Linked DNA regions of Homo sapiens: regions 1, 3 and 4 are each linked to region 2. A link is a contact called in ENCODE Hi-C or POLR2A ChIA-PET data. All regions are on one chromosome and are shown on one strand. Each heading gives the region's core, a stretch centred on a gene start or an enhancer-like site at or near the end of the contact. The rest is flanking DNA. Distances are from core to core; before and after follow the strand shown.

Evidence for each region. A loop is a pair of places that touch in the nucleus more often than their neighbours do. ChIA-PET counts read pairs that join two places held with the same protein, here RNA polymerase II (POLR2A). Pooled maps may share reads with other maps.
Region 1: a loop to region 2 is called in a pooled map, with 2.6 times the contacts of the local background. The contact joins the enhancer-like site here to the promoter of LINC01991 in region 2. A Hi-C loop is called at or near these places in 2 of 37 single-sample maps with no recorded cell type and 2 of 50 pooled maps. POLR2A ChIA-PET finds 5 or more read pairs at or near these places in 1 of 52 experiments (MCF 10A).
Region 3: a pooled map shows a loop between it and region 2 (6-fold over the local background). The contact joins the enhancer-like site here to the promoter of LINC01991 in region 2. A Hi-C loop is called at or near these places in 6 of 50 pooled maps. POLR2A ChIA-PET finds 5 or more read pairs at or near these places in 4 of 52 experiments (BJ, K562, OCI-LY7 and 1 more).
Region 4: a loop to region 2 is called in a map of OCI-LY7, with 5 times the contacts of the local background. The contact joins the enhancer-like site here to the promoter of LINC01991 in region 2. A Hi-C loop is called at or near these places in 1 of 168 maps with a recorded cell type or tissue (OCI-LY7) and 1 of 50 pooled maps. POLR2A ChIA-PET finds 5 or more read pairs at or near these places in 2 of 52 experiments (OCI-LY7 and Panc1).

What each region holds. Positions count from the first base shown.
Region 1 is chr3:187,827,533-187,830,630 of GRCh38, reverse strand. No RefSeq gene overlaps it. Among named protein-coding and RNA genes, the nearest start is that of BCL6, 84 kb to the right of the region's middle. Within about 2 kb of position 1,535, at least 3 of the 41 ENCODE cell types and tissues checked have a DNase peak (open chromatin) inside an H3K27ac peak, as active enhancers do.
Region 2 is chr3:187,974,958-187,978,084 of GRCh38, reverse strand. LINC01991 (long intergenic non-protein coding RNA 1991) reads left to right here and starts at 1,678. Exons shown (of 3, transcript NR_135538.1): 1 at 1,678-1,759.
Region 3 is chr3:188,122,018-188,125,104 of GRCh38, reverse strand. No RefSeq gene overlaps it. Among named protein-coding and RNA genes, the nearest start is that of LPP-AS2, 31 kb to the left of the region's middle. Within about 2 kb of position 1,789, at least 3 of the 41 ENCODE cell types and tissues checked have a DNase peak (open chromatin) inside an H3K27ac peak, as active enhancers do; they include OCI-LY7, where a contact is called at or near this core.
Region 4 is chr3:188,216,052-188,219,335 of GRCh38, reverse strand. All of the region lies in intron 1 of LPP (LIM domain containing preferred translocation partner in lipoma), which reads right to left. Among named protein-coding and RNA genes, the nearest start is that of FLJ42393, 39 kb to the right of the region's middle. Within about 2 kb of position 1,454, at least 4 of the 41 ENCODE cell types and tissues checked have a DNase peak (open chromatin) inside an H3K27ac peak, as active enhancers do; they include OCI-LY7, where a contact is called at or near this core.

The DNA.
Region 1 (3,098 bases), core at 286-2,785, 150 kb after region 2:
AGCCATACCTCAGTCAATAAGAGAGGACAATCTCTGCCCTTGTTGAGTTTATATCCTAGCAGGCAAGGGCAAATATTAATCAACACAATAAATATGAAAATTGTCTGCTGTGTTCGGAGGTGCTAAGTCCTATGGGGAAAAAAAGTAGAGCAGCATGGAGGGGTGGGGAGCAGAAGTCCCAGATTTGGAGTGGGGAACAGGTACCAACTTGCAGGCTGATATGTAAATAGCATGGTCAAGGTGGGGCCTGGGGGAGAAGGTGAGACATGAGCAGGCTTGAAGAAGAGGAGACTGTGAACTGAGCATATGTCTGTAGGAAGAGTGTGCCAGGGGAGGGCAAAGGACTAAAATAGGAGCACATCCTAGGAACAACAAGGAGGCCAGTGTGGCTGGAGCAGTGTGGTCAGCTATTGGAGTACCTGGGAGAGTAATGGGAGATAAGGTCAGAGAGGCAATACAGGGTGAGTCTTGTAGGGCCTGGTAGGCTATTTTGAGGACTTGAGTTTTTTTCTCAAGAGTAATGGGGTACCAAGGCAAGGATTTGAGTGGAAGTGTGACATTATCCAATGCACATCTTAAGAGGATTATTTTCACTACTGTGCTGAGAATATACTAAGGGGCACAGGATTGAAGCAGAGAGAAGCAAGGGTTGAAGCAGGTAGTAGGTGATCACAATATTCCAGGAAGAAATGCTGGAAGTTTGGATCAGAAGGATAGCTGCAGGTGGGGAAAAGCGATTGGATTCTGGATACGTTAAAAGTAGAGCCAGCTGGCCACAATGGCTCACGTCTGTAATCCCAGCACTTTGGGAGGCTGAGGTGAGTGGATCACCTGAGGTCAGGAGTTCAAGACCAGCCTGGCCAACGTGGTGAAACCCCATCTCTACTAAATATAAAAAAATTAGCTGGGAGTGGTGGCACGTGCCTGTAATCCCAGCTACTTGGGAGGCTGAGTCATGAGAATTGCTTTAACCCGGGAGATGGAGGTTGCAGTGAGCCGAGATTGTGCCACTGCACTCCAACCTGGGCAACAAGAGCAAGACTCTGTCTCAAGAAAAAAAATAAAAAAGTAGAGCCAACATAAGTCTTTTAAGCTTTTTGACCTAAAATCCATCTCCAAGGCCCTTTCTAGCCCTAAAATTCTTTGACTGCTCTAGAATATCATCATCATCTCCTCAAACCCCTCTGCCCAAGTGTGAAGAGAGAGGCAGACATTGTGCTACTTTTACACTTACAGATCGAAATTCTCTCAAGTGGCCTGAGGTTTCTGGGATGACGTTTGCTCGGTCTTATTTCATGCCTGAGTATAAATACAGCACACAAGAAAAGGTTGTCTTTCCCTCAATCAGAGGAACTGCCAAGCACAGATCCAACCCACAGGGACTATGGAGAGGCCGGAAATGTCAAAAAGAGAAGTATGAGCATGAAATTGTACTCCCTAATGAAACACCTGGCCCCTGAGAACAAAGTCCATCCTGTCACTGTTCTTGATTGACAGGTGTATGGTCTGTCACTTAGGCAACACCTCTTATCTGCCACTTGGTCTCCCCAGCCCAGTGATTCCCCTTCAACCTCCCCTCCACATTGTCACTAGACACACGATTCCTAAGAGCAGTGGAGTGGTCTCTGCACTGGCATTCTCAAAAGCCCTGCCCTTGCCCACGAGTACCTATGCTGTATCACACCTTTATGAAGGACCCTCTTCTTTAGAAAACCACCTCTTGCTCCCCTAGATCCCCCAGTCACTGGCAGAGGCCATCCAGGTGGGAAGAAGGGTGAATTCACTTTGGAGGAACTGCAATCTCTTGACCTCAATTCCACCTTGGCAGTTTCTGTGTGATACAGCCTTCTTCACTTCCTGCCCTAATTGCTGTGCAGTGTTACCATGGGCTGTTAAACAGCTGCCACCTTCTACCCCAGACCTAAATGCCATCCAAGGGCAGGTAAAAATATTTCTCTTTTCACAGAGATTGTTGGAGGAGTCTTCTAGAAGAAGCATGCTAGGAATTGTGCAGCATCCCAGGGGCCCGTCCAGTGCTCCTGGCCTGTCTGGCTCCCTTGCCTTGTTCTTTGGGGTTGGTCACCCTGCCAGCTCTCCTTCCCACAACCACCCCTTCTGTGCTTCCTTCTTAAAGTGTATGGGTGGGGCTGAGAGTTTTGTTCTGGAATCATGGAGGAATAGAAAACATTTCAGCTGACGGGGCCTCAGCACTCATTCCTTCGTTTAATAATCAGTGGAACCTGTTTCTTTCACCTTCCAGGTAAACCTGATCTGGAGTTGTATATAAAGTATACACAAGCAAAGCACCTTTGGTGGAAGACGGGTCAGGAGTCCTACTTTAATTGTCCTCCAACCACTCTCAGAGATTTGGAGGCCAAGATACCAACCCCATAAACTCCTAATTTTTTCAAACCTTTTCATTTTGCACCTGATGATCCTCGAGGTAGAAAGTCTTATCCCAACTCAGTCAGTCAAAAAAGGGCCTGGATTAGGACTCCAGTTTCCTGACATTCAGCTCAGTTGCTTTAAAGAGCTCAGGCAATTACTTCCTGTTGACCAGGTCTGACAAAAGAAAAAACAAAATAAAATAAATAAGTAACGTGATCAGGCGTAAGACTATCAGGTGCAAAGATCTCAGGGCTTGGCTGTAGAGCACTGGGACTGCTGGTGGCCATGGTACCAGAATTGCTCCTCCCAGCTCACCACAGCCAATGGCATTCCCCTCCTCTGGTCCACTTTCAGTGAGGTCATGTTGGCAGCTTGACATTGGCTGTGGTGGGAAATTAGCAAATACCACAAGAGGGGAGATCTCCATCCTCTCAAGAGCTGGTAATTAAACATTTTCCAGCACACCAGTGGCTTAGGGGTATGCAGTCCTGTCTACCAAGTCCTGAAATAGACCTTCTTGTGGAATATGAGATGTTCAGGGGCCAGGTGCAGTGGCTTGCACCTGTAATCCCAGAACTTTGGGAGGCTGAGGTGGGCAGATCATTTGAGCCCAGGAGTTCGAGACCAGCCTGGTCAACATGGTGAAACCCCATCTCTGCTAAAAAAAACAAAAATTACCTGGGCGTGGTGGCATACACCTGTAGTCCCAG
Region 2 (3,127 bases), core at 429-2,928:
GTGCTAGTCTGGGCCACTTAGCTGTGAAAGGAGACAGCGTGTGTCACTTCCAATCTGGAGCATGTAATTGCTCTCTCTTTCCTTCTGGTGCAGCTGCCAGCAAGGAGGTGGTGACTGCTCTGTCAGCCTTGGTCCCTGAGTGGCAACAACAAGCAGCACCTTCTGCCAACCTACAATGTATGAAATAAAAAAAGAAATCTTTGCTCTTTTAAGCCATTGAGATTTGGGGTTTCTGTTATTGCAGCAAAACCTAACTTATACTGACCCTTACATTCACATTCCCACCACCATGATTTTTTGAGAATGTTAACATTTCCTTATACCTGGTTCAGCTTTTTAAAGAAGCGAAATCCAAAAATAACTGTATCCTTTGTCGCTTGCCTCCTTCCAGCCCTTTTCCTTCCTCCCCAGAATAGCTACCGTCTCAAAGATGTATGCGTCTGTCCTGTCCATGTTTGGTAGATTTACTCCGTAAGTATGTGTACAACACAATATATAGTATTACTTCATGTTACTAAAATTTGCATGAATAATATTGATTATTCTAAAAATTGCTTTTGTATTCAACATTATTATTTTAGATGTATCAATATTGATACGTTAGTTTCAGTTCACTCACTTTAAATTTGATATAATATCCCTTCATATGAATGTATCACAATTTATAAAGCCTTTTCCTACTAATGAACTTTTAAATTACTTTTTTCTTTTAAAAACAATTCTCTTAAATACAAGGCTTTTTATGTAGGTATGCAAGAGCTTCTCTTGGTTGTATGCAAGAGCTTCTCTTGGTTGTATACCAAGAGTGGAATTGCTAAGATATAAGGTCTACTAAACCTCAAATTTGATAGATATTGCCAAATTTCTATCCAAAATGGCTTTTTTTCATTTACAGTCCTATCATCAGTGTCTACATGTTTTGTCATTGCTTTATCATGTCAAACATTTCATGTTGTCCGACTTTTAAAATTTTAGCCAATCTGATGGGTCTGAAATGGCATCTCCTAATTTTTTATTTTGCATTTCTTTGAGTATCAGTGAAGTTAAGCATCTTTCCATTTCTTTTAGGATTATTTCCTTTTCAGAGTTTTCCTTGTTGATATAGACTGATCATTTATTTCTATGTTTTTTTCTCCTTATGGATGTGTAGAATTTTCTTCCTCCTGTGTTCTGGGTACTAATCCAGTTACATAAATTGTAAGTGCATTTTCTGCATCTGTGACTTGCTTTTAATTTTGTTCTTTGCCCAGTTATCCTTCTCTCGCAAGCCATTGGCTGCCTGCTTGTGCACACACTTGATTTTTCAGATCATAGCAACTACATGGTAAAAATGGCTTGGAGGCGTGTTTTGAAAAACCTAGGTGAATAAATGTTGCTTGCTCTAAATATCTGTAGTAGGATATGGAATGTGTTTTTACAAGATAATCGGTGAAGGACCTGTTTTGCTTACTCAAGGATCTCATTTGCTAACACGATTGTGTGGTGAAAGCAAAAGAACCAGGTGTAAGTGGAAAAAACCTTAGTCATTAAGAGTTGTTTGGGCTGCTCAATGGTGAGTATCAGGGGTGACTGGTTTCCCCCTGCCATGATGAATCCTGGCATGATTTGCCTGGCTGTTTTGACATTTTGTAGACCTAGCATATGTGGGAGGGCACTTGAAAGACGTCTCATACTCAAGTGGTCTCTCCTCTTCCCATACACACCTTACGGATTCTTCACAGGGTGTGATGATGGGAAGCCTAGACACGCTTATCAGAAGGTAGGAAAAAATGGTGTCTTGGAAGTGCTTGTAGCTTTCCAATGAGGGGAGTCACTTTAAAGCTTTGTTTATCTTTCTGTGCCTCAGCTAACCCCAGAGGAAAATCTTAGCTCAGGACAGGAAGCTCAGAGCACCCAAAAGGATGACTACTGCAGTGCAAGACTATTTATGTCTGCCTCTTACATATCCCTCCGTGTTCTCCCCCAGGAGGCCTGGGCTGTGCTGCAGCTCCAAGGAGGCCTGCATATATCATCACTCCCTAGGAAACCAAGGGGTATGGCAGAAACCGAGCTCTGGGATCAATTATACTGGTAAAACTACAAAGGCAGGGGGTGAGCCAGAGTGTTGTGGCTTAGGAACAACTTGCTGAAAAAAGACTTGATGTTCCCAAGTAGAACCCTGTGGCCCCAGGGGAGGTGACCTCGGCTGTCTGGTCAACCAGCCAGAGTGCTAGGTCTCAGAAGCCAGGACACACCTTCCGTTCCAGTTGACTCACTTGAGTGGCAAATTCTTTTCTCCCTCACAATCCTCTCATCTTCAAAGGGAATTCATTAAGCCCCACCATGCCATCGGCACTTGGCCAGGTGTTATACTGGCCCATTAGGTGGACACAGGCCGTAGCCCCAGGGAGCATGCCAAATGAGGTGGAGGGTGGCAGCTGTGACCTAGTGACATCCCCTGAGGTGGTTTTGCAGCACCTTCTATAAACCCTCCAGCTGTTTCAAACTATTTGTGTGGGGCTTTCCACACAAGCTGTGTTCTCTCCCGTCCCCTTGCTTTAGTTCACTCTTTTCCTTTTGCTTGGAATGCTCTTCCACTCTATCTGTCAATGCACTCAAATGCCCACTCCTGGATGGAGACTTTCCTGGCAACCCCAGGCAGAATTAGCCACTCCCAATTCTGTGTATTCTCATAGCACTCTGTATCATTAATATAGCACATGCCAATCTGTGCTGGAATCATCTGCTTATATGTCTGTCTCCCTAATGGACTCTGAATTCCTTGAAGATGCATTCTGCGACTTATCCATCTTTGTTTCTTCAGCAAGAATTTGGTTGGTGCTTAGTAAATGTGTGCTGAGTTAAATGCAGAAAGGGACACAGCTCATGATTTTATCTGATTTTACCTTGTGGTATAACTGGAAGCAGGTCACGTCTGTCTGAGTTTTAGTTTCCTTTTCTGTAAAATGGGTGGGGGGAGGATACATTAGAAAATGGCCTCTAAGAGGTTTTCTGGCTCTACTGTCTATGATTTTAAAATTCTAGTCTCCTATTGAAAAACCGAGAGTTCATCATAACTCTTTAAAGACCAACATGTTTTCGTTTACATGTATCAAAGAGCCTGATGTTCCCTTCCCACCTCTAGTCT
Region 3 (3,087 bases), core at 540-3,039, 150 kb before region 2:
ACACCTGGATAATTTTTTGTATTTTAGTAGAGACGGGATTTCACCATGTTGGCCAGGATGGTCTCGATCTCCTGACCTTGTGATCTGTCCACCTCAGCCTCCCAACATGCTGGGATTACAGGCATGAGCCACCACGCCCAACCCAGCCCTTCTTTTTCTAAAGGAGTAGCCATAAAGACTTTGCCAGTGAACCCTCTGAGTGCATCCACAGATGGCTCACTGTTTTGTAACCTAAAAGTGCCTGTGCAGACTACGTGCCCATGGCCTGCCTCTGGGACAGATACATAGTTGTTTTCCAGAAGACTGTTTTGGAAAGATGAAGAAATGAATTCTGCCATCAAATCCAGTTGTATCTTTCAGCTTGTTAATGCCACATAGAGCTTTATGCTTCTATTACCTGCACTAAAACACACCAGTGTCACTTAGTGAACTTTTTAATTGGCTTTTTAAAATAGTAATGTAATCAGGCTCCTCATGCACAAAAATCTGCAGACGGGCTGAAAGGGAAAATGTGAATCACAGTTTAAATACATGCTTTTCGACTGCTTTGTAAGACAAACAGATGTATTAATTAGCACATACTTTAGGGTATGTTATATACTTAAATGGAGGAAAGCGAACAGAATATCATCTCACCAGAGGCAATAAAGATTTGAGCTCTGACCCTAGAAACAAAATGGCATCTTGTTTTCAGAAATGCCTAGCTGTGAGAACAATGAGTCAGGGGCTTAGAGGAATGATCTCTGGATTTATGTAACAAGAAGGCTCTTGTTCAAGTGGTATATAAGAACTAGACCACAGCCTTAGTAATGTGGGGAAAGCCTTTTAAAGTAGATCCATATGAAGAAATTCAGTAGTCACAGAGCTAAGACATTTTCAAAGGTCTTTAGTAACAAAATTGTGCTAATGCCCAGGACTTAAGAATAAAAAGATTTAGACTGAAGGTAGAGGTGAGTCCTTGGTGTGCATTGTATTATGCTAAGTGTTATTGAAATAATTTAAAAAATGGCAGGGTCTGTACCATGTAGGAGATGACATTGAAGGGATCACATGGACATAATTATGGATTTAATGCAGCATATTTTTTAATGAGAAATTAGTGTTTTGTTTTTTTTTAACTGAAAGATCAAAAGAACTCTTTTCCTTAGAAGGAAGAAAATGTGATTCTTCCTTTTCTTGACCTTTTATGGCATTCATTCTTGCCCACCTTGGGCAGTTATTTTTGTATAGGTCTTGTCTTACTGGACTTCAAGAATGAGATAAAGGAAAAAGGACTATGTCTCATTTCTTTCTACTCCATCCCACACATAATGCTTCCCTAGTACACAGAGAATTCTCTGTATGTGTGTGCTGAATGAATGAATCATCAAAGTCAGTAAAGAAGACATAGGGCTCCTTCAAGTCCAGAAAGAATCTTCCCGTATCACTTTAGACGAAACTGTGTGAACTTGGCAAGTAAATGCACCTCTCTGGGGCTTCCCAGTAAAATGAAATGATGAAATGTTGGTAAAATAGGGAATGGTAAATTGGTTTCAACTTACATGCCTACTCAGTCAATTTCTCTGGACTCTAAGTCTGGATGCTCTTTTTGGCCGGATTGCACACTTCTGATATGAGAAGGCACGACCTTGCCTGGTGGGAAAGAAAGTGGCATATGGGAGCATTGTGTCTATGTCCTGCTCATCTGTAGGTTGCTGTATCTACGTTGTTTTAGAGAATGAGGAAGGAAATGACTTGTGAAAGTACAACATTAACAGAATGCAAACATTGTGACAGTCTTCACCTGACCTTTGATGTAGATATTTTCTTACCCTTTAGAAGATTTCCTAAAAGAAAAGCCATGTTTATCCAGTGCTCAGGTGACACTGAGCAGAGTAGGCTGTGGTATACGCTGGATTTCCAAATGCAGGCTGATGGAACCTCATGCTTTCACTGATAAGAACCACCTAAAATGCTTGTTTTAGGTATGGCTTCCTGAGTCCCACCCTACAATAAATTAATTAAAATCTTGAGACTAGGGTTCAGGAGGAATATTTATGCTAAGAAAATTTTCCAAGATGATTCTGACATGAAGCCAAAATTGGAAAGCACTGTTTTTCATGGCTGAATCATAGTCCAAAAGTATCTGAACAGGGTGAAACAAACATGATGAAATGTCAGAGACAAATGTAAATCCCTTAACTTTACAATAACAAGAACTGGGAAAACCTAGGCCGACAGCAGCATGTGTAATACAACTGCAGCTTCAATATTTGGTTGCCTGTAAGCTCTGGCTGAGCCAACTCTGAGATACAGCTTACCAAAACAGCGACAGTGGTGTTAGGCTGAAGGCATAGGAATATAATGACGAAGCAAAAGACAGCTCTCTTTCCTATTCTGTAGTTTCAGAAGACAGCTGCATTGTGTTCTTGATTTAGTAGGGGTAATTGTTATTTTTAGTAGCAATATAGAGTAGCTGTAGTAGTAATAACAATCCTTTATGCAGCACTTCATTATTTATAAGTTTATATTCAACATTTTATCCGCCCTAAATAAAAACTTCAATTTAGCTGTGTTATGCAATAGAGCCCATTGGTGGACACACTACTCAAACCTACATCTTTTATCCCCCAAGTCTCATGTCGTGTTTGGCAATGTGGAGAATTTACAGGCCAGGAGAGTAAGATAGCCGAAAACCATGCCATCAGAAAAAACAGAGTTCCTTACCCAGAAGAAGACTTCATAAGGCCTTGCCTGTTGTCACCGAAGGCCTGGTGGGTTTCCACAGGGAAGAGAGGGCAGACTTGTCACAGGAGGCCTCAGAGGACAGAACTTGACCAATGGTAAAAGTTACAGGGAGACATACCTTGGCCCACACCTTGACCCAAAATATTTCTTAATCATCAAAGTCCCCGAAAGATGAAACAGGCTACCTATAGGGAGATTTTGGAAAACTATGTACTAGGAATGGATGGGGAAGAATTTGGGGTGGGTGACTTCAGAGGTCTTAGAAGGGACCCTGAGTTGTGCAACCTGGGCCCATGCAACCTTCTGATGATTAGGGCTGCTGAAACAGCAGGGCTGAAGGCAGGAGTAGTGGGATAGAAT
Region 4 (3,284 bases), core at 205-2,704, 240 kb before region 2:
GGTAAACACAGCATGGGGAACAGGATAGAGTCAAAGAATAAAAGGAACTGTGCTTGACCCTTGGATTCTACACTTATTAACTATGGAATTTTGAGCAACTTACTTCCTTTTATCAAGGGTGCAGTTTCTTCATTTGTAAAATGGAAACGATAATATGTATACAGCTAGGTTCTTGTGAGAACAATCAAGTTGTGAGATTAAATATGAGGACGTGTGATTCCTACACGCAGGCTAACATGTTTAGAATAAATCCCCCCCACCCCGCCCCTAAAAGCCACCATGTTGAAAGGGTAGTATAAAAACTGCCCCATCTTCCTGGTAAAGTGATCTAAATCTGGATTTGTCAACAATTTTTTCTTTCTCTGTTGAAAATTGAGCTGTATTCCCCAGGCAAGTCATTACATCTTTTTGTGCCAAATTGTTTTCATCTTTTAAATGACCCAGTAATCCCACTTTGGGCAATATACATAAGGGAATAATCCAAAAGGAAAAAAGAAGGCAATTTGTTCAAAGATGTTATTCATAGTGCTATTTCTGGCTCTTTATATATCCCCCTATTATAGCACTTATCTCACTGTGCTGTAATTATCCACTCCCCTTCCATACGCCTCCAAATTATCTTTGAATCAATCCCCAGCACCTAGCACAATGCCTGGCATACAGTAAGAACTCAATAAATGTTTGTCAACTCAATGAATAGGTAATATAAAAGAAATTTTAGAAGAAACTTGAATGAGCAATAACAAAACACTGTTTTTAAGAGATTATGCTAATTATTTGAAAACCTGGTAACTACAGACTGCAAGAGGGGCGCATGAGAAAGCCTCAGAAATGAGTTTTAGATGACTTAGTGTATGATTTCTGAGCATCTCTGGGCTTAGGCTGATTATAGTATAAGATTGCCAGGGGATACACAGGAGGATGAGGTCACAAGCTAAGTTGCTTTGGCCTGGTGGCTAGAGGATGGGGCTTGGTCAGAATTTTGGATTCTCTACCTGATTCAGCCACTACCTAACTTCTCCAAGACCTGAAAAATGAAGTATCTGCAGGAAAGCCCAGCCTGTTAAAAGGAATTACAGGGAACTGCCAAAGGGCAGCAACTGTGAATTCAAATGTAAATGAAAAAAGAGGGCTGGTAGGTGCCCTTGGACCGCAGTCCAGTCCTCAAGACAAGGAGAGGCTTTCAAACCCCAGCTCTTCTGGGCTCCCACTGAGCCTTCCAGACCCATCTCACATGGAGATTGAAGATTCCTTACCAGGGAGTTTACAGGAGACAGAAATCTCTGCATGAACAGACAACACCATGAAAAAACAACATGTTAAATACAGCCCATAAAGTCAGCATCACTCTGAACGTTCCTCATTCTTGGTGGGAAAGAATGTTTTACAAAAATACCCAGGGAGAGCAAAGGAAGCTGCACGTTCTGCAGGGCTTATTTTGGGGCGTTCCAACAGCTCTCAGCTGGGAAGCCAAAGGCAGGAAGCCACCATCCTCTGTGCACTGGCCCAAAGCTCAAGGTTAGAAACTAAATGGGAGAGGGGTGAGAAACAGATACTCTTTGGTCTTGGAACGCCAGCTGCTTATCTGGGCAACCCCCTAGGGCACCTATTTTCATTTCCCTCTGAGTATCCCAGATTCCTGCCCATTTAGCTCAGCATTTCTCTGAAGGAAATCACACTTGAGATCCTATAGACGATCACTCCCAAACATGCCCCAAACTTACCTCTCCTGCCCAACTTCTATGCCCTAGTCAAAGTTACCACCACATCACACCTGAATTACGGTAAAAGTCTAGCCTAACCTTCTTGCTTCTACCCTTGACTCCCTTTTACTATCAGGTTCCCTCCACAGCAGCTGGAAAGATGCCTGTAACACATAACCCATCACATCTGGACTCAGGTCTAAGAAGCTCAGGTCTCTCACTTACCACCACCTGCTAGACCCTATTCTTTTCTCCTGCTTCTTCCCCTGCAGCCCACATCCTGCCAGCACATCAGTCTCCTTCTGTTCCTCAAACACAAACTCCTTCCCACTTCACAGCCTTGACCTTTGCATTGACCGTCTCCACTGCCTGCAGTGCTCTTCCCCCAACTTCTACAAGGTGGCCTCCTTGTCACTCAGATCTCAGCTTAAACATAACCTCCCAGAGTCCTTCCCCACTCACTCACAGTCAGAATGCCCTTTGTGACTCCTCCCTTGGGTTACTTATCAGTCCCTCTTGTTTAAGTGTTCCTTTATCTGCCTCCTTCACACACCTGCAGCAGCGTGTAAGCACCAAGAGATCGTTGTTGTGTGTGTCTTACTCTTTGCTCTAAATCGAGTACTGGGATAATGCCCAGAACAGTGCAAGGCACCTAAGTGGAAACTCAATAAAGATTTAATAAAATTAGATGAATACATGCCACGGATGGAAGAAGCCTGACAGATTGTATAAAAGGATAGTAGCCCTGCACTGTGGCTAACATCCTGGGCTTTGGAGTCAAATACACATTGGTCACTAATGCCTTTGCCCAAGAGCTATAGCGGTTTGGACAAGCTTTCTCACTTCTTTAGGCCTTAATTTTCTCAAAAGTAAAATGGGGATAATAGCACCTGCCTTGTGGGAGTGTTGGGAGAGTTAGAGACAGGATGCTTAGTGTAAAACTCAGCACAGCCTAAATGTTCACTGTCATCAACAGTAACCTCCTCTTTCAGGTGAGAAAAGTGAGACTCAGAAAGGGGCAGGGCATTGCCCAGATGAAACATTGCATTATGAGCAGAGTTAGGTGGGGTGTGGTGGCTCATGCCTGTAATCCCATCACTTTGGGAGGCTGAAGCAGGCAGATCACCTGAGGTCAGGAGTTGAAAACCAGCCTGGTCAACATGGTGAAACCCCGTCTCTACTAAAAATACAAAAATTAGTGGGGTGTAGTGGCAAGTGCCTGTAGTCCTAGCTACTCGGGAGGCTGAGGCAGGAGAATGGCTTGAACCCATGAAGCAGAGGTTGCAGTGAGCCAAGATCACGCCCTGCACTCCAGTCTAGGCAAGAGAGTGAGACTCCATCAAAAAAAAAAAAAAAAAAGGAAGAAGAAGAAGACGAGCAGAGTCAAGTCAGAAAAATCATGGCCAGTTTTGGCCTACTATTCCACAGACTTAATAATTACTAAAATATTAGATATCATGCCACATATCTATATATTCTGCCTTGTTCCAGAAATGATCTGAGGTACCTGACAAAAGATGCTAATAGTTCATGATTTAAGTGAGAAAGTGGGTAAGGAGAGGAGAAAATAAAGCAAAGAAA